7 separate regions of the Homo sapiens genome follow, and all the other regions are linked to region 6. Evidence: read pairs that join two places in POLR2A ChIA-PET (ENCODE). Cell type or tissue: CD4-positive, alpha-beta T cell. All regions are shown on one strand. Region 1 has its middle 7.9 kb from the start of MAN1C1. Region 2 overlaps MAN1C1 (mannosidase alpha class 1C member 1). Region 3 overlaps MAN1C1 (mannosidase alpha class 1C member 1). Region 4 overlaps LDLRAP1 (low density lipoprotein receptor adaptor protein 1). Region 5 overlaps MAN1C1 (mannosidase alpha class 1C member 1). Region 6 overlaps MAN1C1 (mannosidase alpha class 1C member 1). Region 7 overlaps MAN1C1 (mannosidase alpha class 1C member 1).

What was found. ChIA-PET counts read pairs that join two places held together with the same protein. Peaks named below come from ENCODE experiments on the same cell type or tissue, not always from the same donor. Only the 100,000 strongest peaks of a DNase experiment are listed, where the experiment ranks them.
Region 1: POLR2A ChIA-PET joins it to region 6 with 18 read pairs; 9 of 35 experiments call an interaction of 5 or more read pairs at or near these places.
Region 2: POLR2A ChIA-PET joins it to region 6 with 26 read pairs; 6 of 35 experiments call an interaction of 5 or more read pairs at or near these places.
Region 3: POLR2A ChIA-PET joins it to region 6 with 18 read pairs; 7 of 35 experiments call an interaction of 5 or more read pairs at or near these places.
Region 4: POLR2A ChIA-PET joins it to region 6 with 10 read pairs; 6 of 35 experiments call an interaction of 5 or more read pairs at or near these places.
Region 5: POLR2A ChIA-PET joins it to region 6 with 18 read pairs; 5 of 35 experiments call an interaction of 5 or more read pairs at or near these places.
Region 7: POLR2A ChIA-PET joins it to region 6 with 11 read pairs; 5 of 35 experiments call an interaction of 5 or more read pairs at or near these places.

What each region holds. Positions count from the first base shown.
Region 1 is chr1:25,606,915-25,610,914 of GRCh38, forward strand. No RefSeq gene overlaps it. Among named protein-coding and RNA genes, the nearest start is that of MAN1C1, 7.9 kb to the right of the region's middle. In CD4-positive, alpha-beta T cell, CTCF peaks have their summits at 1,854 (motif pointing right) and 2,056; a DNase peak (open chromatin) is centred at 1,857; H3K4me3 peaks cover 308 bases.
Region 2 is chr1:25,641,216-25,645,215 of GRCh38, forward strand. All of the region lies in intron 1 of MAN1C1 (mannosidase alpha class 1C member 1), which reads left to right. Among named protein-coding and RNA genes, the nearest start is that of MAN1C1, 26 kb to the left of the region's middle. RefSeq lists an enhancer at 1,745-1,794. In CD4-positive, alpha-beta T cell, no CTCF peak of the experiment used is centred here; DNase peaks (open chromatin) are centred at 1,206 and 1,646; H3K4me3 peaks cover 1,202 bases; H3K27ac peaks cover 1,663 bases.
Region 3 is chr1:25,696,108-25,700,107 of GRCh38, forward strand. The region is part of intron 2 of MAN1C1 (mannosidase alpha class 1C member 1); the gene reads left to right. Among named protein-coding and RNA genes, the nearest start is that of MAN1C1, 81 kb to the left of the region's middle. RefSeq lists an enhancer at 1-102 and a silencer at 1-125. In CD4-positive, alpha-beta T cell, no CTCF peak of the experiment used is centred here; a DNase peak (open chromatin) is centred at 1,874.
Region 4 is chr1:25,564,827-25,568,826 of GRCh38, forward strand. It overlaps LDLRAP1 (low density lipoprotein receptor adaptor protein 1), which reads left to right. Exons shown (of 9, transcript NM_015627.3): 8 at 347-381; 9 at 2,022-4,000. The coding sequence ends at 2,166. Among named protein-coding and RNA genes, the nearest start is that of LDLRAP1, 23 kb to the left of the region's middle. RefSeq lists enhancers at 1,965-2,688, 2,689-3,413, 3,414-4,000. In CD4-positive, alpha-beta T cell, CTCF peaks have their summits at 1,972 (motif pointing left) and 2,178; DNase peaks (open chromatin) are centred at 685 and 1,935; H3K4me3 peaks cover 2,324 bases; H3K27ac peaks cover 760 bases.
Region 5 is chr1:25,627,770-25,631,769 of GRCh38, forward strand. All of the region lies in intron 1 of MAN1C1 (mannosidase alpha class 1C member 1), which reads left to right. Among named protein-coding and RNA genes, the nearest start is that of MAN1C1, 13 kb to the left of the region's middle. In CD4-positive, alpha-beta T cell, no CTCF peak of the experiment used is centred here; a DNase peak (open chromatin) is centred at 1,512; H3K4me3 peaks cover 470 bases.
Region 6 is chr1:25,773,067-25,777,066 of GRCh38, forward strand. The region is part of intron 8 of MAN1C1 (mannosidase alpha class 1C member 1); the gene reads left to right. Among named protein-coding and RNA genes, the nearest start is that of SELENON, 25 kb to the right of the region's middle. RefSeq lists enhancers at 1,814-1,963, 2,134-2,303. In CD4-positive, alpha-beta T cell, no CTCF peak of the experiment used is centred here; DNase peaks (open chromatin) are centred at 1,985 and 2,615; H3K4me3 peaks cover 1,421 bases; H3K27ac peaks cover 1,588 bases.
Region 7 is chr1:25,675,379-25,679,378 of GRCh38, forward strand. The region is part of intron 1 of MAN1C1 (mannosidase alpha class 1C member 1); the gene reads left to right. Among named protein-coding and RNA genes, the nearest start is that of MAN1C1, 61 kb to the left of the region's middle. RefSeq lists a silencer at 866-935 and an enhancer at 1,016-1,065. In CD4-positive, alpha-beta T cell, no CTCF peak of the experiment used is centred here; DNase peaks (open chromatin) are centred at 823, 1,343 and 2,043; H3K4me3 peaks cover 1,714 bases; H3K27ac peaks cover 836 bases.

The DNA.
Region 1 (4,000 bases), 170 kb before region 6:
TACTGTCTGCTGTGTTAGAGATGAGGCATTATGAGAAGGAGAAACTATTTGTCAAATGTAATTAACAATTAGAAATGACCTAAATGTCTAACGGTAGCAGATTGGGTAAATAAATAATCATAGAGCCACATAAGAAGTACTATTTGGCTGTTCAGAACAATTAAGTAGAAGAGTATTTAATTTCATGGAAATGCTCCTGACATATTGGTACATTAGAAAAAGCAGACTGCCTAAGCAGTGAGCATGGTACAATTCCATTTTAACAACAACAACACACATATCATAACGAGTCAACATTTATATACCCATACTCATATTCATAGCAGCATATTCACAATAACGAAAACATAGAAGCAAACCAAGTGTGCATCGATGGATGAATGGACAGGGAAAATGTGGCAGATACACACGATGGAATATTATTCAGCCTTAAATGGGAAGAAAGTTCTGTCACATGCTACCAAATGGATGAACTGTGAGGACACTGCGCTAAGTGAAGTGAGACAGTCACAAAAAGACAAATACTGTATGATTCCACTTATATGAGGTGCTTAAAGTAGTCAAATTCATAGAAACAGAAAGTAGAATAGTGGTTACCAGGGGCTGGGCGATGGGAAGAATGCGGAGTTAGTGTTTAATGAGTACAGAGTTTCAGTTTTAGGGGATGATAAGTTGCTGGACAGCACAGCTGTCCATAGGAACCAGCCATAAGCCACTGGGGCTTGCAGTGCACTGGAAATGTGGCTCGCCTGAATTGCGATGGGCTATAAATGTAAAACCCACTGTAGATTGTAAGACTTGGTATGTAAAAAAGAATATAACTTTTCTCATGAAGGATTTTTTTTTTTTTGAGATGGAGTCTCGCTCTGTTGCCCAGGCTGGAGTGCAGTGGCATGATCTCAGCTCACTGCAACTTCCGCCTCCTGGGTTCAAGAGATTCTCCTGCCTCAGCCACCCGCATAGCTGGGACTACAGGTTTGTGCTACCAGGCCTGGCTAATTTTTGTATTTTTAGTAGAGATGGGGTTTCTCCATGTTGGCCAGGCTGGTCTCGAGCTCCTGACCTCAAGTGATCTACCTGCCTGGGCCTCCCAAAGTGCTGGGATTACAGGCATAAGCCACTGCGCCTGGCCTCACGAAGGATTTACCAAAAAAAAAAAAAAAAAAAGATTTGGCTGGACACAGTGGCACACGCCTGTAATCCCAGCACTTTGGGAGGCCGAGGCGGGTGGATTGTCTGAGCTCAGGAGTTTGAGACCAGCTTGGGCAATATGGTGAAACCCCATCTCTACTAAAATACAAAAAATTAGCCGGGCGTGGCAGCGTGCACCTGTAGTCCCAGCTACTCAGGAGGCTGAGGCAGGAGAATCGCTTGAACCCGGGAGGCGGAGGCTGCAGTGAGCCAAGATCGCACCACTGCACTCCAGCCTGGGTGAGAGTGAGACTCTGACTCCAAAAAAAAAAAAAAAAAAAAAAAAAAAAAAATGGAAATGATAATCTTTTGGATGTATGGGATTAAATAAAATATATTATTAAAATTAGTTTTACCTTAAAAAAAAACTTTTGAAAAGTTAAAAATTCAGTGGCTCCAAAACTCAGAAGTCTACACCACACACATTAATCTCTCATTTAAGCCCCATGCCGGTGCAGCCAGTGCGGATCCTCAGAAGGCTCTGCTGGTCACCGGGGCCCTGGCGGAGGGTGCAGCTGCCATCTCATCACTGTCAGTCGCCCTGCTAGTGGGACAGTCGCAGCTCTAGAGGATATGGCACCCTCAATTAAATGCTTGGGACTCGAAGTGACAGTTGTCATTTCTGCTCACAGCTTATTGGCCACAGCTAGTCACACGGCTCCACTCAACCACAAGGGGGCGGGGCAATCTCACCAAGTGCCCCAAAGGCAGCGATCTGGAACTATTTGGCGAACAGGGCAAAATGACTAGCTCCGTGCAGCTTTTTTATTTCTTTAAAATACATAGAATAGAATAATTTTTAAAACGTAGAACGGAATAAAATAAGAAATATAGTATGTTTAGAATTTTTAATTTAAAACTTTAAATATTAGGTTATGTTTAATTTTTTTTTATATCATGTGTGAGGTACAATAAATATTTGTGGAATGTTGACAGTTCTTTCTGAAAAGGGATCACAGCTATAATGAATATGACTTTTTGGCTTTATTACTAACAAAGTGCTTGCCCGGGGGTCATCTCATTTAAGGTATTATGGGCCTCTTTGCAGATGAAGAAACTGATCTAAGACAGATGAGTGACCTCCCCAGGTCACCCAATCAAGTGGCAGAAGTGGGACTTGGGAACAAGTAAGATAACCCATGAGACTTCTTCTTCAAACCCCAATATTTCTTCTCTTTCCTATATCAACCTCAAATCTTAAGCTTGCTATTCTTTACTTCGTTTAATAACACTAACATTTAACATACTGAGTACTATCATCACTGCTAAGGAAACTAATGCTCAGAGGAGGAGACTTGCCCAAGGTTACGTGTCCCTGAAGAGGCAAGACTTGGATTCGAATGTGGATTTATGAGAATCAAAGCTACAACCACAATGCCCTTCTGCCACTCTGGCTTATTGACCTGCTTCTAGAAAAAAACTTGAATGGCATAGGGGATAAGTTTTAAGGGGACTTCCCATGATTGTATGGTCCAGGTGGTGTTCACCCAGCAACACCTGCCTGATGCCTTCAGCCCTTCTTACCATCCTAACCCTAGAAGGGCAGATATTTTGACACCCTGCATAGAACCTGGAGCCTCAACTCATGGACATTTAAAAAACAGACACACACAAACAAAAACTCCTTGATATTAGCAAAGGTAACCAGGTGACGAAATTATGTCAGGGTTGCATTTTAAAGAGACTGTTTTATTTCTGGCTTTATGGTGCTTGATGTAAGCTTTTAGAAATGTATTTTTATGATAATCAAAGATATTTATTTTACATGCCCTTTAAAAAGTGCCAGGACTGTAAATAATAATAGCTAACATTTAGTTCCTACTATATGCCAGGCACACTGCTTAAACATTAAAATGGATTATTTCATTTTAGCCTCACAATGTCAGTGAGGTAAACATAACCCGGGACCATGGAAACAAGAAGAACCTTGATGCCTTCCTGTGCTTGTGGAAGCGGCATCAGCTGGGATTCTCAAGTACTGCTAGCCAGCGTCTGCTCTGCCTCCAGCTGCAAGTTACTTACAGGCTCTGATCCTTAAATTGCAACATTCCACCATTGGGCTGAATGATCTCGAAACTCCCGGAGAGGAGGGGCTTCTCTGAGCAGTGCTCAGCACAACAGGGCTTCCTAAACAGCCACTATTATCATCCAAACAGGGAACATGTCTTCTGAAATGAAAAGCGGTGTGTACAGTCTGACAAGTGAAAGTTCTCATAGGGCCATGGACAGAGTATTTGAGATTCTAGCATCTCTGGAAGCGTTGAGTTACAATATAGCAGTTTGGGTTGCTATCTTGCCTGCCACTAGGAAATGAGGCAGTGCTGATTCTTTTTGTCTTTTGTAACATTAGTTCATATTTATTGAGTGCTGCTGTGTGCCAGACACTATGCTATTTACAAAAATTAGCTCCTAAGTCCTCATATCCACCCTACTTCGTGGGTACTATGATCATCTTCATTTCACAGATGAGGAAACTCAGGCTTCAAAAAGTGGGCAATTTCCCAAGGTGTCACTGCTAGTAGGTGACTGAGTCCAGGCTTAGATCTGGCACTGTGGCTACAGGGTCCTCATTCTTACCACTCTGTGTTCCCTTCTCCAGCATACTAAGGACTTGGCTTTGGGAGTAGATCTGCTCACTCGAAGGAAGAGTAAACATTTGCCTCAAGCTCTTTACAGTCAGTGATCTTATCTAATCCTCACATCATCTTTCTGAGGTGAGTATCACTATTAATCCCTTTTGACAGATGGAGAAATTGAGGCTCAGAGAGGTCAGACAAGTTGCCCAAGATCAACCAGCCAAATGTGTGGT
Region 2 (4,000 bases), 130 kb before region 6:
TTAGCTGATCCAGCCAACAGCCTTGCGGCATACAGAGCATGGGCTGTCATCCTGTTTTATGGCTGAGAGGCTGAAGACCCTGAAAAGGGATGTGACCAACCCCAGGTCCCACCAGTTTAAATTGTGATGCCTAGACTTAAACCTCCCCTCCCCACTCCAAGGGTGATGTTCTTTCTGTGACATCATTTGAAGGCTAGTGGGTGATAACTTAGAGGAAGAGTTTTCACTTTGGAATGGAAGAGCGTAGAAACTGTCATAGCCTGGATAGGCATGTAAAAGAACCGGTCTTGTGAATCTTTAGACCAGGGTATCTACCCTTTATTGCAGTCCGGAATTATCTGGGGCATTTTAGTAAATACTGATGCCTGAGTTCCTCCAATTAAATCACAGATGCAAATTTAATTGGTCTTGGGTGTAGCCTGAGCACAGGGATTGAAAAATCTTTAGAATGAACCTATGGCAATTTTGTCTTAGCCTCGACTTATCTCTTTTCTGGCTGTAGTTCCCTTTGACCCACTTATGGAAGAGGTTGGAAATTTTCTGTATTTATTAAGACCTGCACCGAAATTGAGTGAGAAAAAAGCTGGAGACAAGAGTCAAAACTGAGTTTTCCAGAGTTAAGAGCAGACACTGTTTACATGATACGGATAAGCCATGAATTTATTAAAACTTTAAGAGAAATATTGAAAACACCTACCATCTATTGAGTCTCAGTTGCAAGAGCTGAAGGAAAGACAAAGACGAGTCTCTGGCTTTAAGGAATTTTATTGTGTAATCTTGGCATGTACTGGAATCACTTCTAACCACATACAGATGCATGGATGTAGGGAAATATTACTTGGCTGCATCAATATTTGCCTGTCCCACCTAAATCTTTTTTGAGGAAGTAGCCAGGACATAAACAGCTGAAATGAAAATATTTGCTTGTCCCGAAGTCGATTTCCCCACAGGCCATCGCCCTCCCTCCTGTGGCTGCCTCTGCTATTCTCATTAGCTAAGCAGCCTTGCCCTTACAGAGATCCTGAGGGCCTTACAGAGATCCTGAGGGCAACAAAGCCGGTGGTCATCTGTAAAATCCAGTAACTGATTGATGCTCAGGAAATAGGAGATACTGAAGAAGTGAAAGAGCCTAACCCAGTCCCAGGTGGTTCCGACTCTGCAGCCGTGCTCTGCTGTTTCATCTCAGCCATGCCAGGTGCTAGACGTGACTTCACCTGAGAATTGCTGACCTGGGTTGATCAGATCAAATCTATCCAGGCCACCTCTGGCAGAGCAGCAGAAAGTGAGAATATGCTGTAGATTAGTGTGAGAATCCTCCCCAGGGCTTAATGATGGTCCCTTGGAGAGCTCTGTTTCTATGCAAGAAACCTGTGAATTCTCAACCTTTGCCAACTTGCAATCGTTCTTCAATCTGCCCCAACTATTTCTAGCAAATTCTTTGGCTAATACAGCATAGAAAACACATCCTATTTGTCCCAGACTTATTTCATTCCAGCTTCAAGGGGTGGACATTTAGCCTAAGAGCATTCATAGAGAGTCAGACTTCAGAGAATATATTTCCCTCTGTTAAATCGTATATGAAACCAAGCTTGCTCCGAGGCCGCTGGCTGCAGGAAGCAGTGACGAGGATGGAGCTTGGCAGATGGTTGTAGCTGTGGTTTCCTGGAGGCCTGTGTGGGGAGATGATTGTTTGTATATTGGTTTTCATTTATGTATTGGTCTTATTTTCATCTTCCTGAGGTACCCAGATGCTATGGTGATAGATTGATTGGAAATGACTCATTTGTCAGGGTTCTGTGGGGGACGTAGGTTCCCTTCTCATGCGCAGCAGAGTCTAAGATGTTTAATTAGACGCTGAGACATTTCTGCATGGGTCCATTTCTGCCCATTCTCCCAGGTGGACGCCATTTCTTAGATTGCAGAGGGACGGGGTTGGGGAGGGACCTTCTAGTTCTCCATCCTCTCCCTCTATCCTCTTATTTTGTCTGGCTGCAGTCCTTAGTCCTACCTCCCTTTTAATTAATTAATTAATTAATTAATTTATTTACTTACCTTTGAAACAGAGTTTCATTCTTGTCACCCAGGCTGGAGTTCAATAGCACGATCTCTGCTCACTGCAACCTCTGCCTCCTGGTTTTAAGCGATTCTCCAGCCTCAGCCTCCTGAGTAGCTGGGACTACAGGCACCCGCCACCACGCCTGGCTAATTTTTTTTTTTTTTTTTTTTTGTATTTTTAGTAGAGATGGGATTTCACTGTGTTGGCCAGGCTGGTCACGAACTCCTGATCTCAGATAATCCACCTGTCTCGGCCTCCCCAAGTGTTGGGATTACAGGCCTGACCCACCACGCCTGGCCTTTTATATATATATATTTATTATTATTATTATTATTATTATTATTTGCCTCAGCTTCCCGAGTAGCTGGGATTACAGACACCCGCCACCCCACCCAGCTAATTTTTTTGTATTTTTAGTAGATACGGGGTTTCTCCATGTTGGCCAGGCTGGTCTCGAACTCCTGAGCTCAAGTGATCCACCCGCCTCTGCCTCTCAGAGTGCTGGGATTACAGGCATAAGCCACCGTGCCCAGCCCTACCTCCTTTTATCTGCTGTTTTCTACCCCCTAACATTATTGTCCTAAAAATTGCCTTCATGTGGCTGCTAGAATTTGCAGAACTGATTCATGTTGGAAATCTAGTTGTCAAACAGGTCCAAACCAGACTTCATGAAATAATGTAGTTGAACTGATACGCAGTGAGAGGAATATTAAGTGCTGCTTAACTGTTTTGTTCCACTTCAGCTTTTTCAGGGCCTTACTTTGTTCTTACTGTGTGCCAGGCAATGCCTGACATGCTGAGGATGGAAAGGTCTTACGGGTGCACCATGGTAACACCATGGAGATGCTAGATAAAGGTGTGAGCAAAGGGCTGCGGAGTCACCTGAAGATGACGTGAGCCATGGGCGTGGGGGAAAGAATGGCATTTCAGGAGAATGTGGGCAATCCTGGGGGTAGTGGGTTTGCAAACTAGCAGAAAGCTCCGTGTACTGAGTCGTGGGAGGTGTTGTGCATGTGGATATAGGTGCAGCTTGGAAAGGTCAAGGCTTCTACCTGGGACACAAGGTGACATAAAGAAGTGGGAGACTGTGAGACATCTTGGAAGGGGGAGAGGAGTTTAATGCTAGGCGTGATAAAAATGAGATGCTTGTGAAATCTAGGTGGACACATCTAATGGGTTGTTGGAAATATGGGCTTAGGACTGATTGGGGTAATGGTACCAGAGACATATATATATATATATATATATTTTTTTTTTTTTTTTTTTTTTTTTGAGACAAGGTCTCACCCTGTCACCCAGGCTGGAGTACAGTGGTGCGATCTGGGCTCACTGTAGCGTCCGTCTCCCGGGTTCAAGCAATTCTCCAGCCTCAGCCTCTCTGGTACTACAGGAGCGTGCCACCAACACCCAGCTAATTGTTTTGCGTTTTTGTGGAGATGGGGTTTTGCCATGTGACCCAGCCTGGTTTTGAACTCTTGGGCTCAAAGCGATCCTCCTGCCTCAGCCTCCCAAAGTGCTGGGATTACAGGCATGCGCCACCACGCCCGGCCGAGAGATGTAGATTTAGAGGTCCTAGTTTAGCGAGTCAGGGCTTGAAGGCTTGAGCACAGAGCCATTTGAGGAAAACCTGGATGGAAAGGGAGAGGGCTCAGAGCCTTTGGGAACACCAGTGTTTTAAAGAACAACCAGAGGTTGGGGGAGAAGGTTGAGTCAGGTAGCAGAAAGACCAAGTGCCACATCCAGCCTGCTTTTCCCTTTACTAGCTGATTCTGCCAAACCTGACTGCCTGCTGACCCTGGTGAGCATGCCTCAGCCACTGGGGGGCTTTCCTGCAGTTTCCCCTTGTCCTCTCCCCTCGCCTGGTGTGCTGAGGGCGTCTTCACTGGCTGCAGGCTCCTGGGCTTTGTTCCCTTGCTGGCATCAAGGATTGGAAAGCCTCTTTCT
Region 3 (4,000 bases), 77 kb before region 6:
CTGGTGGCAGCGTGTTCCGCCCACTTTGCGAAGACCTTTCCTTCCTTAGAAACAAGGCTGAGCCTACAGCAAGAGCCTCCTTTTCTTCTCACCGCATTGATGGCAGCACTTGCCAAGTTTCCCAGCAAACCCTGTGACAAATAGGTATGTGCATTCCCAGAATCTCAGACTACCAGGCCACTTGGATCCTTTGTAGCCTGTGGTCCAGTGTCTGAGGACCGGGAGGCAGGTCCTGAGAGGGCCGGGACTACCTGAGGTCAGACAGCCAGGATCGAACCCTGGTCTTCTAACTTGAGCCTCTATTTTTTTTTTGTTTTAAAATTACTTTTTAAAAATTGGGGTATAACTTATAACATGTCTACATTAAATTGCACAAATCTTAAGTGCACAGTCTAATGGATTTTACATATAGTTACCTCTGTGTAACTGCCATGCAGGTCAAGATTAAAAGCATTTCCATCACCCTAAAAGGTTCTCTCAGGTCCCTCCTAGTCTGTAGCTCCCCAAGGGTAGCTGCTGTTCTTTTTTTACTTTTCTTTTCCTTCTTTTTTTAAATATAGACAGGGTCTAGCTCTGTTGTCCAGACTGGAGTGCAGTGGTGTGACCATAGCTCACTGCAGCCTCTAACTCCTGGGCTCAAACAATCCTCCCACCTCAGCCTCTGGGTAGCTAGGACTACAAGCACGGGACACCACGCCTGGCTAATTTTTTAAATTTTTTGTAGAGATGAGGTCTTGCTATGTTACCCAGGCTGGTCTCAAACTCCTGGCCTCAAGGGGTCCTCCTGCCTCAGCCTCCCACAGTGTTGGGATTACAGGCGTGAGCCACCATGCCTGACTGAGTGGCCACTATTCTGACTTCTATCACCATAGATTAGTTTTGTCTGCTTTAAAATTCTGTATTATACTGCATGTACTCTTTTATGGCGTGCTTTTTTCCTTGTTATTGTATCATGAACACTAGTTTGTTTTTCCTGTTTTTCTTTCCGTTCTGTTCCTGGACATTTTTATTTTCAGGATTTGGTTGTATCATATCAGAAAGAAACCTGTACTCAATGGCAGTTACTCCTCATTTCTCATCCTCTTTCCCCCCTTCCCCAGCCCTAGGCAACCACTAATCTACTTTCTGTCTCTGTATAGATTTGCCTGTTCTGAACACTTCATATAAATGCTATCATACTGTATCTGGTCTTTTGTTACTGACTTCTTTCACTAAGCATAAGGTTTCAAGGTTCATCCACATTGTAGCATGTATTATCAGTACTTCATTCCTAGTGTTATTTGGAATTGCCTAGGAATATTCCTTTGTATGGATATCCCACATTTTATTTGTCCATTCAGCAGCTGATAGACGTTTGGATTGTTTCTACGTTTGTTTGCTGTTATGAATAATGCTGATACGAACATTCATGTATAAGCTTTTGTGTAGACATAGGTTTCCATTTCTCTTGGGTACATGCCTAGGCATGGAATTGCTGGCTCTTTTGGTAGCTCTACATGTAACTTTTTGAGGAACTGCCAGACTGTTCTATAGCGGCTGCACCATTTTAAATTCCCACCAGGGGTGTTTAAGAGTTACGAACACTTCAGTGCATGTTTTTTGGTGGAAATGAGGAGTCGTTTATGTTGGAATACACCTAGGATTTGAATTGCTGGGTCATACTGTATTGGTATGTTAAGTTTTAGTTGGAGGCTGCCAGATTTCCAAAGTAGTTAACCAATTCGTAGTTCTGCCAGCTGTGTGTGAGAATTCTAGTTGCCCCATTATCCTTGCCAGTGCTTGCTATTGTCAGTATGTTTAACTTTCGCCTCCTGCTGAATGCTGCCTCTCTCATCATCAAACCCCACAATGTTCAAAGCCCCAGCTTCCTGGCCCAGAGCTCCCCTGCACTGCCTGCTAAGCGCTGGTCTAGAGATGGTCCCTGCTCTTCCTGCCTTCACTTACGGGTGATTTGGGGCTCCCACACCAGCTGCCTCAAGTGCTTCTTGCAGCAGCAGGAGCAATCAGTGAAGTCTTCCTTCATCCTCTTCTCTTCACACTCCCTGGTGCCATGGGGTGGCCTCTGTTTCCCATTCCACTGCAGCTCTGGTGTGACAGGCTTAAGGTTCTATTGAAGTAGAGCTTCTCCAGTTTGGTACCAGGATAGGGGTATTAATGGAGAAAGTGTTGACCTAGGAGTCAGGAGGCTTGGGTTCTTCAAACCCTGGCCCCACCACTAACTCACTGGGCAGGGATCACGTTTCCTTTCTTAGCCTCAGTTTTCTGTCCTGTAGAATGGGGATGATAATGCCCTCTTACAGGATTGGTGTTGGGATCTCATGAGACCGTTCCTTCATGCGGGTGGTTGTTCAGTGCCTGCCATGCGCTACAGACTGTTTAGGCATAAGACAAGTAGCAGGGAGCAAGACAGACGCTCTGTGACCCTCCCCGGCCAGTGAGGAGACAGACGCATGAATCATACTTCCAGTGAAGACCGTCCGTGCGAGTGCTGTGAGGTACAGGCTTACACCAAGGGCTCCTCAACTCATTCTTGGAGGGGTGAGCTTCAAAAAAGCTTACTGGGGCCGGGTGCAGTGGTTCATGCCTGTAATCCCAGCACTTTGGGAGGTGGAGACAGGCAGATCACAAGGTCAGGAGTTTGAGACCAGCCTGGCCAGCATGGTAAAACCCCGTCTCTACTAAAAATACAAAATTAGCTGGGCATGGTGGCATGCATCTGTAACCCCAGCTACTTGGGAGGCTAGGCAGGAGAATTGCTTGAACCCTGGAGGCGGAAGTTGCAGTGAGTGGAGATCGCGCCACTGCACTCCAGCCTGGGAGACAGAGCAAGACTCTGTCTTGGAAAAAAAAAAAAAAAGCTTCTTGGGAAGGCTGACCTCCATACTGAGACTGGAAGCATGAATGAAGAAGCATGAAAGGCTGGGCGCAGTGCCTCACGCCTATAATCCCAGCACTTTGGGAGGCCAAGGCAGGCAGATCACCTGAGGTTAGGAGTTCGAGACCAGCCTGACCAACATGGAGAAACCCCATCTCTAATACAAAGTTAGTTGAGCTTGGTGGTACATGCCTGTAATCTCAGCTACTCAGGAGGCTGAGGCAGGAGAATCGCTTGAACCGGAGAGGTCGAGATTGCGGTGAGCTGAGATTGCGCCATTGCACTCCAGCCTGGGCAACAAGAGCGAAACTCCATCTTAAATTAAAAAAAAAAAAAAAAGAAGAAGAAGAAGAAGCATGAGAGAGGGATTATGGCACAGAAACACATGGGCAAAGTCCTAGATGGGAGATGTGGCAAGACCTCGGCCCCTTGGGGTCTAAAAGATGTTCAGTGTGGCTGTACTGGGTGGGGGCCATGGTAAGAGACCATCTGTGAGTGGTGCTGGCATATAAATGGGGTCATAAATGCAGCTCCTGGTATTTCCTCCCCACTCTAGGTCCCAAGAGCCAGGATACCTGCCTTCTAATTGCTTTTCAGCCGTCAGTCGACTCTGCCACCCAGATGAGGCCTGATCCCCATCACAGAGCGTGGGCGTCTGGCATATGGTCTCTTGAGTTACTTCTAGGTCCTAAAATAGCAGGTGATTGGGCCACTACTGGGTGTGTTTCATCCTGGCTGATGACAGCCTGGTGCAGCCAGGCAGACAGCAGGGTCAGCCCTGGAGACAGAGGTGCTTCATGGGTCACAGTGGCCCCATGCCGGCCCCACAGCCAGTGGAGACTGAGCCATGGCCACCTCTCTGGAAGGTGGGAGCCAGGGCTTCACTTCCCGCTGCCACTCGGGGCCTCTGAGGCAGGCAGATCTGTTTCCAAGCTCCACAGACAGCTGTTCTCCCAAGCATAAACGGTCAGCATGAGAACTATGCAGGGATCAATAGGAATTGTTGAAAAATTCTGAAAAGAGAGCCCGGAGGAAGACAAAGAGCCCCGGAAGTATGTTGTCAGCACAATTTGGTGCTAATACTCAAGTTTGTTTTTCTTTTCATCAAAGTCTGAAAGGCAGTTG
Region 4 (4,000 bases), 210 kb before region 6:
CAATGCCCTCCTCTTATTGAAGGAAAAGCTGAGTTTCAACGTGGAGCAGTGACTTGCCCAAGGTCTCACGGGCAGGTAGCATGGACCAGGGCACTGAACCCACCTGGGTCTCCAGACACCCTGGGACATGGCCTTTCTCCTCTCCCACGTCTCCAGCTTTGGGTCCTTGGGCTGAGATGCTGGCGATGCACCCAGGCAGGAGGCCTGCCTGAGGCCGTGCCTCCAGGCGCCCACCCTGAGCTTGTGTCCTGAGTCCCTGTAGCTTACCCAGGGCTGGGACAAGCCCCAGCTGTGAGCATGGGCTCCCCCAAACATAGTTCTTATCTCCTGCTTTGTTTTCCCCAAGGAGCTGGATGATGGCCTGGATGAAGCGTTTTCGAGGTAATGCTAGCTTCCTGTGCTGGGTAGGGGGCCTGGTGTGCGTGGGCTGGCCCTGCTGCCCTTTCTCCTGGGGACCTTTCCCCTGATTAAGAACACAAGCCACTCAGACCCCCTCCAGAGCAACAGTCCCATCCCTCCACTCAAATGCTTCCAGGGGCAGGGAGCTCACTGGGGAGGAAACCCCTTCCAGCGTTGTCCAGAGCTGTTAGAAAGTTCTTACTGTTGAGTCAAAAACTATTCCTGGTGGCTGCTCTGCCGCAGTCTGAGGTGAGCGAAACACACTGCAGCTCAAGTTGATTTCCTCCGACTTGAGGAGGCGTGGCCTTCAAAAATGGGCTTTTTTTTTTTTTTACAGGCTTTGCTCCCTCCACAGGTCTGTGTTTATGAACAGGGGAAGGGAGAAAGTGTTTAATGAAGCTCGTGAAGCGTTCCATAGCAGGGAAGGTCAGGCACAGTGAGGAGGTGTTTTGGTATAGCCTTTGGTGGCATTTCCCCGTTTTCCCAGGGGCCATCCTTGTGGCCCCCTGCAGCTTGGGGACATGCCACTGAGAAGGCTGTGGCTGAGGAGAGGCCTGGGCAGGTCAGGGTTCCGAGCCCTGGGTCCCCGTCTGTCAGGCCTCCCTTTCTCACTTGAGACCCTCAGCAGCCTCCTACAGCCCTCCCACATCAGGGGCTTTGTTTGGGGTTGGAGTCAGCGATTTTTGGTCCAGCGGGTGGGGACAGAGTCAGGGTCTTTGCCCTCCTGCCTCCTCCTTCCTCTTCCTTGCCTCCTTCTTGCCAGGGACTAGTGGAAACCCCTTGGTCCAGCCTGGGGCGAGGGCGACAGTGACACCTTCCCTGCCTCACTGGCTGACGACACCTGCCCTCTGAAGAAAATCTTTTGTTTGCTTTCTCCACATTATTTTGAGCATCATGTGCCCTTTATTAACAATTTTGAAAATCAGCAAAGCATTAAACAGAAAGTAACACCATCCTGTAATCCCACAGCCCAGAGTTTTGGGCTTAATTCATGCTAATCCTATACATATACATTATTTTGCATTGATCAGCTCATCGTATTTGCATTTTGGGATCCTGATTTTTCACTTAACAGCGATGTGTCAGAAGCATTGCTCCAGGCTGTTAAAAGCTCCTCGTAAACACCTCTTCCATTGACTGCCTAACATTCTCTTAAGGGAAGCTGCTATAATTTACTTGACTCTCCCCTATTCTTTTGGACATGTAGGTTGTCTCCCTTTGTAAATTTATTTTTCGAACAGCACGGTGTTGACACAGTTATAGCCAAAGAATCTTCCGTGTTCCCTCCCACAGCTTGTTCCCCACCCCACCCCCACCCCCGCTGCTCCCTTTACCAGCCCCTTCTCCTCTTTCCTGGGCATGTCCTGACTGAGCTGGGGCACAGAGTGGGTGCTCTGGCCTCTCCCGGGGGTGGGTGCACCGCTGGCTGCCCCTGACTTTTCTGAGCTGTTTGACTCTCAAGGGGAGGTGCTTTGATCTGAGGTTACTCCACCTCCCCTGCACCGGGGGCTTCCTTCTTGGGCCATGTGCCCTGCTGTTCCCCACTGGTGCCCCCTCGCGTCTGACCCTGGGGCGCGCCAGCCCTCACCCAGGCTCTCGGCTCACACAGCTCTGCCTTCCAGGCTTGCCCAGTCTCGGACAAACCCTCAGGTCCTGGACACTGGCCTGACAGCCCAGGACATGCATTACGCCCAGTGCCTCTCGCCTGTCGACTGGGACAAGCCTGACAGCAGCGGCACAGAGCAGGATGACCTCTTCAGCTTCTGAGGGCCCGGGGCCAGCCGGACACAAGCGGCCCTGACACGTGATGGACCAAAGCCACCTGCTGCGGGGGAGCCAGTTCTGGGGCCCGCCTGCCACCTCTCCCAGCCCTCAGCATTGTCAGCCTGAAGATCAGAGCTGCAGCCAGTCAGGCAGGGGAGAGATTTTTCTTTTAAGCCCTGCTCTTTCTCTGAGAACCAAAAGATGCCTTGAATATTTATTCAGTGACTTCTGGCTTATGCTCAGAAGCCAGTCTGCGTCAGGCACGTCTCCTGCTGCGTGACATGTGCAGTGCTGTAATCGGCTCCCGCTTGCTCTCCTGGAGCAAGCTCTGCCCTGGCTGTGGGTATCAGGACTGTGACCAAAGCATTTCTAGTCCCTTCTCTCTTTCTAAGGACCCAAATTTCCCTGGGGGCATCCTGCTTCCTGAAAGCTGTTGGATTTCAGTGATTTTTCCCCCCACCCCCCAGCACAGGAGAGCACCCACAGCCGCAGAAGGGGAATGTGTCCTCCTGCTCTGCTTCCTCAGGGCCCAGCAGGCGGGGGTTTGAGCCCTGGACCCCAGGCTCTTAGAGACTAAGGGGCAGCTCCTGACCAAAGACGATACAGCTTGGCACTTTAAAGCATTAACAGCAGGTGTGACCCTGAGGGCTCCTCCATGGTGCTGCATTGAGTCCAGCTTTCCTTCTGCCCTTCCTCCAGGAGAAGGGGCCCAAGGTCCCCGTGGATGGTCTCCACCTGTGCTTGGAACCAGTGTAACTGGCTGCTCCCTGCTCCCAGGGACTGACACGGGGATCATCTCTGTGACCGCCCTCCGTCGGGCCCCTGCCTGCCTTCTCCCCTCCACGCAAGGCTGTGCTCTTCCTCTGGTTTCTGTGTGTCCGTTTGAGTGTCTGCGCCCCGCCTCCCCATACTTCCTGGGATGATGTGTGAAACCTGACACCTAGATTTATTTGGAAATATTCTATGACCACTTTACAGATGAGGAAACAGGCCTCAAGCGTGGAGGGGTAGAGTGAAGAGTAGAACCCAGGTCTGATGCCAAAGCTGCTTTCTTCTCTGCCTCCTCCTCACGCAACTCACACCTCCTTTTCTTCTAGCTTTGTTGTCCTCCCAGGAACCAAAAAACCCCAGCTATTTTCTGACCAAAATGTGTTTCATAACAAACCATCTGGTGCCTTTCCACACAGAACTGGCAGGAGCCTCGTGTCCTGCTAGCTGTCTCTCTTGTTGATTTCCGTGAAAATGCAAGTGTTTGAAGTCTGCTCATTCCGAGGGTGAAACAAAATCCAACCCTGTCAGAATCATGCTGTTCTCTTTGCTGACACTGTGACCCTGGGTCGGGACAGACCAGCAGCAATCTGTCTTTAGAATCGCTTTCCTTCCTCCCCTTTTGCCCCCGTGGGGCTCCCGGCATCCTGAAAGCCAGCAAAGCCTCCAGCATCTTTTCCATCCTGAGGTGCCTCCCAGTGGCCTGGCTTGTCGGAGCAAGTTTCATCAGCCCTAGGGAAAACACGGCCCTCCTGGGAACCTCCTTACCTGGAGTAACCGGACACCTTAGACGGAGGTGCCTGAGGGTGGGGTGGGATTTGCAGGGTCATTATCAGAACATGAGGATAACTTCCTTGCCCCTGCTCTGTAGCCACCTCCTTGGCACCGGCCTCTATTTGTCATAAGGCGGCGTGGGCGAGGCCTGACACAGGCCAGCCTTGGCACGAGGGGGGCCAGGGGTTCTGAGAAGCGCTGCCCTGTGAGAGCCACGCTGGCCTTCGTCTCCATCTCTGGTTGACGGGCTGTCCGTGTGCCTCCTGTGTGTCTGCAGACAAGTCTTGCTGTGCTT
Region 5 (4,000 bases), 150 kb before region 6:
CACCTACAATCCCAGCATTTTGGGAGGCCAAGATGGGTGAATCGATTGAGCCCAGGAGTTCCAGACCAGCCTGGGCAACATGGCAAAACCCAATCTCTAAAAAAAAAAAAAAAAAATACAAAAATTATCCAGGCATGATGATGGTGCACACCTATGGTTCCTGCTACTGGAAAAGCTGAGAGGTGGGAGGATCACTTGAGCCAGGAGGTTGAGTCTGCAGTGAGCCATGATTGCAACACTGTACTCCAGCCTGGGTGACAGAGTGAGGCACTGTCTAAAAAACTGAGATTTTGACTGAGTTTGACTTGAATCCATAGATCAAATTGTTATCTTAACAGTATTGGGTCTTTCATTCTATGAATGTGGTATCTGTCTCTATTTATTTAGATTTTCTTTAATTTCTCTCAACAGTGTTTTGAATAGTGTTTATGTTCAAGAGAGCTTTAATGTATTTTATTAACTATCTCTATTTTACTTTTTAAATATTGTAAATGATATTCTTTATTTTTATTTTTAAATATTTTTAAAATTTCATTTATTTTTATTTTTATTTTTGAGAAGGAGTTTCGCTCTTGTTGCCCAGGCTGGAGTTCAATGGCGTGATCTCAGCTCACTGCAAACTCCGCCTCCCGGGTTCAAGCAATTCTCCTGCCTCAGTCTCCCGAGTAGCTGAGATTACAGGTGCATGTCACCATGCCTGGCTAATTTTTGTATTTTTAATAGAGACGGGATTTCACCATGTTGGTCAGGCTGCTCTCGAACTCCTGACCTCAGGTGATCCATCTGCCCCTGCCTCCCAAAGTGCTGGGATTATAGGTGTGAGCCACCACACCCAGCCATTTTAAAAATTTTAATAGCTTTTGGAGTGCAAGTGGTCTTTGGTTACATGGATGAATTATATAGTGGTGAATTCTGAGATTTTAGTGCCCCCTTAATCCAAGTAGTATAGATTGTACTCAGTATATAGGATTTTTTTAATCCCTCCCCCTTCTGAGTCTCCAAAGTCCGTTATATCACTTTATATGCCTTTGTATAGTCATAACTTAGCTCCCATTTATAAGTGAGAACATATAATATTTGGTTTTCCATTCCTGAGTTACTTCACTTAGAATAATGGCCTCCTGCTACATCCAAGTTGCTGCAAAAGATGTTATTTCATTCCTTTTCACAGCTCCGTAGTATTCCATGGCATATATATACCACATTTTCTTTATCCACTCGTTGGCCAATGGACACTTAGGTTGGTCCCATATCTTTGCAATTGTGAATTGTGCTGCAGTAAACATGCGTGTACATGTGTCTTTTTCATGTAATGGCTTCTTTTTCTTTGAGTAGATACCCAGTAGTGGGACTGCAGGATCGAATGGTAGATCTACTTATAGTTCTTAAAGGAATCTCCATACTGTTTTCCATAGAGGCTGTACTAATTTACATTCCTACCAGCAGTGTATGAGTGTTCCCTTTTCACCACATCAATGCCAATGTCTATTGTTTTTTGACTTTTTAGTAATGTCATTCTTGCAGGAGTAAGGTTGTGGTTTTAATTTGCATTGTGGTTTTAATTTGCATTTCCCTGATGATTAGTGATGTAGAGCATTTTTCATATGTTTCTTGGCCATTTGTGTATCTTTTTTGAGAAATGTCTATTCATGTCATTTGCCTACTTAATTAATTAATTTATTTTGAGACAGGGTCTCCCTCCGTCACTCAGGCTGGAGTGCAGTGGTGCGATCTTGGCTCACTGCAGCCTCCGCCTCCCAGGTTCAAGTGATTCTCCTACCTCGGGATCACAGGCATGTGTCACCATGCCTGGCTGATTTCTTGTATTTTTAGTAGAGACAGGGTTTCACCATATTGGTCAGGCTGGTCTCGAACTCCCTACCTCAGGTGATCTGCCCACCTCGGCCTCCCAAAGTGCTGGGATTACAGGTGTGAGCCACTGCACCCAGCCATTTGCCCACTTTTTAATTGATTTTTTTTTTTTCTGATTTGAGTTTCTTGTGGTTTTTAGACACTAGTTCTTTGTTGGATATATAGTATGCAAATATTTTCTCCCATTATGTGCATTGTCTTTTTACTCTGATGATTATTACTTTTGCTGTGCAGAAACTTTTTAGTTTAACGAGATCCCATTTATTGATCTATTTTTGTTTTTATTGCATTCGCTTTTGGGGTCTTAGTCATGAAGTCTTTGCCTAGGCCAATGTCCAGAAGAGTTTTTCTGATGTTATCTTTAGAATTCTTATGGTTTCAGGTCTTAGATTTAAGTCGTTGACTCATCCTGAGTTTTTTTTGTATAAGATGAGAGATAGGGATCCAGTTTCATTCCTCTATGTGTGGCTAGCCAGTTTTCCCAGCACCATTTATTAAATAGGGTGCCCTTTACCCTATTTAAAAAATAAATATTTTTATATGCTTCATCAAAGATCCGTTGGTTGTAAATATTTGGCTTTATCTATGGGTTCTCTATTCTTTTCCATGGGTCTATGTGCCTACTTTTATATCAGTACCATTCTGTTTTGGTAACTATAGCCTTGTGGTACAATTTGAAGTCTGGTAATGTGATACCTCTAGATTTGTTGTTTTTGCTTAGGTTTGCTTTGGCCATTCAGGCTCTTTTTAAAAATTTCATATTAATTTTAGGATTATTTTTTCTAATTCTGTGAACAATGATGTTGTTATTTTGTTTGGGATTGCATTGAATCTGTAGATTGCTTTGGGCAGTATGGTCATTTTCACAATACTGATTCTTCTAATCCATGAGCATGGGATGTGTTTCCATTTGTTTGTGTTATCTGTGATTTCTTCCAGCAGTGTCTTGTTGTTCTCCTTGTAGAGAAATTTCACCTCCTTAGTTAAGTATATTCCTAAGTTTTTTATTTTATTTTATTTTTGCAGCTGTTGTAAAAGGGATTGAGTTATTGACTTGATTCTTAGCTTGGTTGTTGTTGGTGTATAGCAGTGCTACTGATTTGTATATACTGATTTTGTAACCTGAGACTTTAATGAATTTATTTATCAAATCTAAGAGTCTTTTGGAGGAATCTTTAGGATTTTCTAGGTATACAGTCATATCATCTGTGAACAGTGATAGTCTGACTTCCTCTTTCCCAATTTGGATGTCCTTTATTCCTTTCTCTTGCCAGATTGCTCTGGCTAGGACTTCCAGTACTATGTTTTTGTTTGTTTGTTTGTTTGTTTGTTTTTGTTTTTGAGACAGAGTCTCGCTCTGTCGCCCAGGCTGGAGTCCAGTGGCACGATCTTGGCTCACTGAAACCCCCGCCTCCCGCATTTAAGTGATTCTTGTGCCTCAGCCTCCTGAGCAGCTGGGATTACAGGCATGTACCACCACGCCTGGTTAATTTTTTTTGTATTTTTAGAAGAGACGGGGTTTTGCCATGTTGCCCAGGCTGGTCTCAAACTCCTGAGCTTAGGCAGTCCACCCGCCTCAGCCTCCCAAAGTGCTAGGATTACAGGCATGAGCCACCGCACCCAGCCCAGTGCTATGTTTAATAGAAGTAGTGAAAGTCGGCATCCTTGTCTTGTTCCAGTTCTTAGAAGGGAATGCCTTAAACTTTTCCCCATTCGGTATGATGTTGGTTATGGGTTTGTCATATATGGCTTTTATTATTTTGAGATAAGTCCTTTCTATGCCTGGTTTGTTGAGAGTTTTTTTTATCATAAAAGGATGCTGGATCTTATTGAATGCTTTTTCTGCAACTATTGAGATGATCGTATGGTTTTTGTTTTTAATTCTGTTTATGTGATATATGACATTTATTGACTTGTATATGTTAGACCATCCCTGCATCCCTGCTATGAAACCCACTTGATCATGGTGTATTACATTTTTGATGTGCTGTTGGATTTTGTTAGCTTGTATTTTGCTGAGGATTTTTGCATCTGTATTCATCAGGGACATTGGTCTGTAGTTTTCCTTATTTTTGTTATGTCCTTTCCTGGTTTTGTTATGAAAGTGATACTGGCTTCGTAGAATGAT
Region 6 (4,000 bases):
GTTTACTTGCTCATTCTCTATCTTCCCCAAATAGAATATCAGTTATCTGGGATCAGAGATCTTGTCTGCTCCTAAAACAGTGCCTGGCACATAGCAGGCCCATGGTAACTGTTTTGTGAATGAATGAATGCATGGGTGCATGAATGCTGAAAGGATGAATGGAGGGAAGGATGGATGGAGGGAAGGATGGATGGGTGAGTAGATAGATGGGTGGGTGGGTGTGGGCAGTTGGATGGATGGATAGATGGTCTGTGACTACCCTCTGATCACAGGAATCTGGCCAGGAATGGTGGTGCTTAAAAGACACACATTGAAACGGACTGCTAGAGCCATGGACCCTTTAAACTGTAGGCTCAGTAATGATTTTTCCCTGCTCAGCTCCCTGGCACAAGACCTCAGTCATGAAGCAGCTTCTGGGACTGCAGTCCCATCTCAGTCTGGGTCCCAGTCTTGTTCACTCCTGTCTTTGGCTGAGCTCAGACCAGAGCCCCGGTCAGAGAATTAGTGTGCAGCTGGTGGTGGCCGGAGTGTGCTGCCCAGAGGCCCTTTCTGCCTTCCCTTGCAGAGTAAACATAAAGTTAATGAGCAGCCAGGCTCCCTGCCCTCAGGGCACACAGTAGTTGAGCCATCAAGGGAAGAAATGGCCATGAATTATTTAAGGAAACTCAGAGCACTTGATTTTGTAGGAGAGAACTTTGAATAGAAGAGGCTTTGCTCTCTGCATTTGATCTTCCCAGTGAAGAGCCTGGAGCATCTTTGACCCTGGGTGAAGGCTGGGCCTCTGGCAAGTTTGGGGTTTTGAAGAATTTTCTGGTGGTTCTCAACCTTGTTGCCATGTTAAAATCACCTAGGGAGCTGCAAAGTCCTGATGTTCAGACTGCACCCCTGACTCAGAACCTCTGGGCACTGGGCCCGGGCCACACATAAACCTCCTTGGGATTTCGTGTATAGTCAGGGTTGGGAACCACCCACCAAAGACCTTCACCCCTGCCTGCACCTTAGGATCACCTGGAGAGCTTTAAAAATCCCATGTCTAGCCTCACCCCAGGCCAATAAATCCCAATCTGAGATTTTTAAAAAGTTCCTTCCACAATTCTGTTGTGCACCTGGGGTCAGAAAACCACCAGGTTAGACCAGTGTCCAGCTGGGATGGACCGGGGAGGGTCAGACAGATCGGACTGGGCACACCCCTGAGTGTCACGGCAGGAGACAAAGAAGAAGAACAGGAAGAGCTTTGGTCACTTTGGCCTCCTCTGAGCTAGTGCTCTAAGTACCTCATCTTATTTAGCCCCCATCTTACAGATGACGAAACTGAGGGTCAGAAAGGCCCAAGGTCCATATAGCAACAAGTGTCAGAGCCAGGACACAAACACGGGTCTGACTCCAGATCCATTGGGCTGGCCTCTACTTACCAGCAGCCAAATCACAGAGGGGCCTGGCTTGCCTGAAACCCCTCCCGCGAGTGCTCAGATGGGGCTCCTGCAGGCGGCAAAGGAAGGAACAGCCAGCGCCAGGCACTGAGCCAGGCTTCGAATATCCTCTCCTTTAATCCTCACAACCAACCCAGGAATCATTACTCCCATTTTATAGATGAGCAAAGTGAGTCTTCATTAAAGTGAAATAACTTGCCCAAGGTCATCTAGCTCCTAAATCGCAGAGCTGAGATTCAAACCCAGGCCTCTCGCCACGCTGGGCTCACTGCCTATGGGTTAGCCCTGCTCCACAAGGAACAGCACAAATATTTTTGTTAATACATTAAAAAAAAAAAACCCTGGTCTTGTGCCCCACTTAGCTCCTTGCACCGCTGCTTGCTGTGATTTAAACCTTTTACCAGTCGTCTGCCAGCCTGCACTGTCTTGTGTTTTGTTTTAGAAAGCCTTGTTTTTTATCTTTGCATCTGCGTGTCTCAGTTGTGTCTTCAAAGAGGCAGTGGTTTATAATTTCCTCTTGACTGCAATTACTTAGCTTGGGGCCAACCCCCAGTGGAAATAATGTGTGGGAGGCGGTCTGGAAGGTGCAGGTGCCAGGTCTGGTGCGCAGCATCCTGAGGTCTCCCTCAGATGTCTGTGTTCTCTCCAAAGTGTTGACAACTGGTGACTCGGACCCAGGTTTCTGAGCCCTGACACTCCTCCCCTGCACCGCAGGCTTAGTGACGCCGAGCAGCTGCCAGGGACATGGCTCTGCCCGGGAGCCAGGCCGGGCCCAGAGCAGACCCCTGCCTGCAGCCCGGCTGCTCTGCAGGTGTCCTCAGCACTCCCCCATGTGGAGCAGGTGCCCTGGCATGTCACATTGTCAGCGCTTTTCCATCTGCCACTCAGTGTGGGTCCTGCAGCCAGCCCACCAGCCCTGGGCCCTGACAGGAGAGAAAAAAGGAAAAAACAGACCCAGGAGTGAGCGAGTGTTCCTTGAGCATCTTCTGTGTGTCGGGCACTGGCTGGAGGCTGCTGCTGGTGGCTTCTGCTGTCACACGGCACTCAGAGTCTGAGAGAGAGACAGATATACAACAGAAACAGATGCCAAGTAGGAATGGCACCATGTAGAAGGGTGACAGGGGCCCATAGGTAATGGCAGTGGCAGTGCTGGTTTAAATTGGGGCATTCTCTCCAAGGAAGTGACATTCTGGAGGAGGTGGGGTTAGCAGAGTCAGGGCTGGAGCATGCAGGAAGGAGGCGCAGCACCAGCTAAGCCCCGAAGCAGGAAGAAAAATGCAGCTTTCAAGAATGTCACCTTTGCAGAGAGATTTTCCCTGACCTCCCTCTGCAAAGTACAGCACTGCCCCCACCCCAGTTTTTTTTGTTTTGTTTTGTTTTCTTGGGTTTTTTGTTTGTTTGTTTTTTTATGACAGAGTCTCACTCTATTGCCCAGAGTGGAGTGCAGTGGTGCAATCTTGGCTCACCGCAACTTCTGCCTCCTGGATTCAAGTGATTCTCCCACCTCAGCCTCCCAAGTAGCTGGGACTACAGGTATGCACTACCGTGCCTGGCTAATTCTTATATTTTTAGTAGAGATGGGTTTTTGCCATGTTGCCCAGGCTGGTTTCAAACTACTGGGCTCAAATGATCCATCTGCCTCAGCCTCCCAAAGTGCTGGGATTACAGGCGTGAGCCACTGCGTCCAGCCCCTCCCCGCATACCCCTGCATTTTTTAATCTCATCCTCTCACTTTGTTTTATTCAAAATGCTGATCACAAATTGTACCTCTCAGCCAGTTGTGGTGGCTCACGCCTGTAATCCCAACATTTTGGGAGGCCGAGGTGGGTGGATCCCCTGAGGTCAGGAGTTCAAGACCAGCCTGGCCAACATGGTGAAACCCCATCTCTACTAAAAATACAAAAATTAGCCGGGGGTGGTGGCACACGCCTATAATTACCCAGCTACTTGGGAGGCTGAGGCACGAGAATGGTTTAAACTTGGGAGGCGGAGGTTGCAGTGAGCCAAGATCATGCCACTGCACTTCAGCCTGGGTGACAGAGTAAGACTGTGTCTCAAAACAAAACGAATTGCACCTCTCATATATATTTGGTTTTGTTGGGAATTCTCTGCACTAATGGGTGAGCTCCCTGAGGCAGAGTCCAGGCTCCTCTCCAGCACACCTGTAGCCCCAGTACCTAGCACAGCGCTGACACCAAGGAAATATTACATGGCTGCCGAGATATTGTAAGCCAGGAGGGTACCTGAGTGAAAAAAGGCCAGTGTAGGTGAGGTAGGGTGTGAGGAGGGAGGGGCAGGAGACAGACTAGAGTGGAATCATAGGGGTCAGTAATTAGTGGGGACTCGCTCTGTGCTGGGAAATAGGCCAAGTCCTGCAGGCATATCTCATTTAATTCTCACAACCCTATGAGGCAGTTAATGCTCTTATCCCCAGTTTACACGTTAGGAAACTGAGGCACAGAGAGAACATACAACCTGCCCAGTGTCACACAGCGTGGAACTGGTGGAGATGAAATTTGAACCTGATGAGTCTGTGCCCCAGAGCCATGTCCATAGAATCAGGTCCACCC
Region 7 (4,000 bases), 98 kb before region 6:
CTTCAGCTCCTTCTAAGTTGCTGCAAAGGACATTATTTCATTCCTTTCTATGGCTGAGTAGTATTCCATGGTGTATATATGCCACATTTTCTTTATCCACTCATTGGTCGATGGGCACTTGGGTTGGTTTCGTATCTTTGCAATTGCAAATTGTGCTGCTATAAATGTGTATGCAAGTGTCTTTTTCATATAATGACTTATTTTGCGGGGGGGGGGGGAGGTGGTTACCCAGTGTGGGATTGCTGGATCAAATGATAGTTCTACTTTTAGTTCTTTAAGGAATCTCCATACTGTTTTCCATAGTGGTTGTACTAACTTATATTCCCACCAGCAGTGTAAAAGTGTTCACTTTTCACCACATCCATGCCATGGCTGCTTTTTATTGAGCACATATTATATACGAGCCATTGTGCTCAACACTTTACATCTGTTATTTACTCTTAGGGTTATTCTAAGGATTAAGTATTTCTGTCCTTTTACAGATGAGGAAACTGAGACTTACAGGGGTTAAGTCACTCACTCAAGGCCACACAGCCAGTAAGGTGGCAGAGCCCTAGAGCAGCCTCTCAAGCTTCAATGTGCGTTTGAATCACCTGGGGCTCTTGTTAAACTGCTGCTACAGATTCAGCAGGTGGGAGAGTGGAACTGAGGTACTCTGTTTCTGACGTGCCCCCTGGGTGGCCCTACTCCTGGTCCCTGGAGCACTTTGAGCAGCGAGAGTTTCTCTGCCTGTATGGCCCACACTCTCGACCCTGATGCCTTAGAAACAGCTGCAGACAGGATGCGATTCCTGAGACTGCTCAAACCTGAAACCCCATGGGCAGGATGTGGGTGAGCTGTCTGGACCTCAGGTGGGTGGGAGTTGTATCATATGCTCATTTCCCACATTGGCCTTTCAATAGCTTGAGTAAACCCGAAACTGAGAGGGTTGGAGGCAGCATCTCCCCTTCTACTCCCCCGCTTCACCTCCCCGGGCAACCAAACCCCACCCGTGCCCAGCTTCTGAGCGATAGACCTGGGCTGTGTATTTGCAGGAGCCTCACTGGGGTCACCAACCAGGTCATGTTGTGTTGCCCCAATAAATGGAACTGGATCAGAAAATCCAACGTGGATAGTTTTTAGGTGCCAAGCTGTCAGCTCTTCCCTTGGACTGTGCTGAAAGTGGAAGAGGAGAAAAAAATCAACCCAATGTTCTAAGCTCTCTGTCTACATAGTCATTAGATCCCAGGATCGTTAGAGACCAAATCCCTTCCCACTTGGCCCCTGCAAATGGGGCCAGGTGTCACTGCTGGGAGACGCCAGTAAGGCTGCACGTCATGGTGTGAGCACTTGTCTTTAATGACTGGGAAAATCCATTTCCTTCCTTGGCAGCTTTGAATGTAGCAACTGTGGTTCTGGGTCACTGCCAGAGCCAGCCTTGTGTGTATGTGTGTGATTTTTTAAAGTGGGGGAGAATGTCTCAATATTCAATGCTCACCCCCTTCCTTCCAAGTTGTACCCCCAGAGAACTGTCCAACACAAACTTTGGAGTTTTCCACTCTGGGAGTGGTCTGCTGGCACCCACGTGTCCTCCCCTCCTCTAATGCATCCTTTCTCTCTTGATCTCATTGTTCTGGGGTCCTCAGCTGAGTGGGCATCTGTGCCTGGGTGATCGATTCTAGTCTCTTTTCTGCAGGAGAGAACTCTTGAGCTCTGAGACAGGTAGAAAGAAAATCTTAAACCAAATAATAATGTTCTGCCTCACACTAGTAAATATTTTGCACTAAAAAATTCCGTGTCATTTTGATTTGTTCAGGTAGACAAGAACATCTTTTGTTTGAGGAAGAACTGAAGAGATTTCTTGGGATTCAGCTCCGATGGCTCTGCCTGTATCTCTCTATCATTGGAGCTTTGTTTTCCACCTTTGCAAGACTTGAGTGAAGGGAAGGCTTTGTGGTCTATTGTTAGGTGCTCTTTGAATCTATAAATCACAGGCTACAGGAAGGGAGGGGCTTCCAGAGACCATCTAGAGCCACCCTCTATCTCTAGCAGGGACACACACACACACACACACGTACACACACACAATGACTGCCTGTTGCGCGTTTCTAGAACCTAGTGGGGACAGGGGTACAGTTTCTTTTGGTGCATAGTTCTCATGTTGATTGGTTCCGACTGTCATGTTCTTGCACCTGTCCTGAGTATCTCTTGCTGTAGCTCTGGCCCTTTCCCCAGTCAGCTACTGCACTGCCCTGGCCCATGTTTCTTAGAGACATGGTTATCTCTGTGCTATTAGTGTCTGTGTCCTGGCCGAGGCAAGTCCCTTCCCTTTCTGAGTCTATATTCTTATAAAATGTGGCTTTGAGAATAGATGATGTTTCTGGTCTTAAAATTCTCTTTGACTCTGGAGTTCTGGATCTGTGCTTCTGTTTGATGTTGTTTCTCTTGCTGGGTGACCTTCTCTCTGACTCCCTGCTGTAAAGACCTCCTTTTTTTTTTTTTTTTTTTTTTTTTTTAATCAAAACCTAACTTGGTCCGACCTACCCCATGGCTGACCACCCAGGCACTTGCTTTTGACTTAAGGGTAGCACCATACGATGTCTTCTTTTTGTTTTTCATTTTAACAACCTGTATTTTTCACATCACAAAACCTTTCTAGATATTCACTGTAGAAAATTCAGAAAATATAGGTCAATAAGAAGAAAAAGATAGAAATCACTAAACTTCTATCAGACATAACCGCTGTTAAGAATTTGGTATATTTTCTTTCAGTCTTTTTTGTAAACACTCATACATAGGCCAGTGAATTTCATACTATGTAATTTTGTGTTCTGCCTTTCCACCTAATAATATATACTGAGCATTTTTGCCTATCATGAAACATTTGTAAACACAATTTTTAATACCTATTTACTACTTTACATCTCCTACTTTAGCCCTTGCATAATTATTTCCAAATGGAACAAATATCTGTCTTGTCCAGCCCACTGAACTGGCCAAATCAAATGAGATAAAATATGCAAAGAGCTGCACAAATATAAGTGATGATTGTTCATTTTGTTAGTTTTATCTCCCCAAGTGAACTACTTTACCGTATTGTCTCAAAATCGTTAAACAGTTTCCTGTTCACCAAGTTTTGCACAGTGGTGGGCAAAACATGCTGTCTGGCTGTAATCTCTTAAAAGGGCGTTACATATTAATAACTTTAAAAGTTTTTTCTTAGCAACTTCTTAGAAACTCTGGTCTAAGGAAATTATTCAAAATGTTATGTGCACAGAGATGTTCACTATGGCATTATTTACAATAGCCCCAAACTAGAAATCACCAAAATGTCTAATTATATGGGAAGGAGGTGAAGTAAATGATGATGAACCCACTTTCTAAGCTATTATATAGCTATTAAAAGTGATGTTTACAAAGCCTTTGTAATAAAATTGGAATATGTCATAATTATGGGAAGAAACAAAGGTACAATATGAGAGGGAAAAACAAAGGTACCTGCAGAGAAAGACGCCAAAATGGGAATGGTGGTTGTTAAATAATGGGCAGTTGTTTTCCTTCTCTTTTTCTGCTTTTCTTCAGCGAGCTTGTGTGCCTTTGATACATTAAAAGGTAGAGAGACAGAGACAAGAAGAGAGAGAGAGGAGACGAGAGAGAGAGAGAGAAACAAGACGAGAGAGAGAGATGAGACAAGAGAGAGAGAGGTGAACCTTGTTTTTAAAATTACCTGAAAGGATTTATGCAGAAGAGAGAAGGAAGGGGCACAGAGCTGAGTTCAAGAGAAGGGAGTGACCCAGAAGTGGGAGAAGCGGGCATGAGGGCTGAAGCCTGAATTGAGCTGAGACTTGTAGAAAATTCTCAGAACCACCAAAGGAGCCTTTTAATTTTTTTGGAGTAGGAAGAAAACAGGCACCTCCTTTGAGCATGCTAATATAATTATAAAAGGAGAAACCAAAATAGCTAGTTCCTAATTTGTTCACCAGACTTCTTCCTTCTCTGACCAGCGTGGGGAACAGGCTTG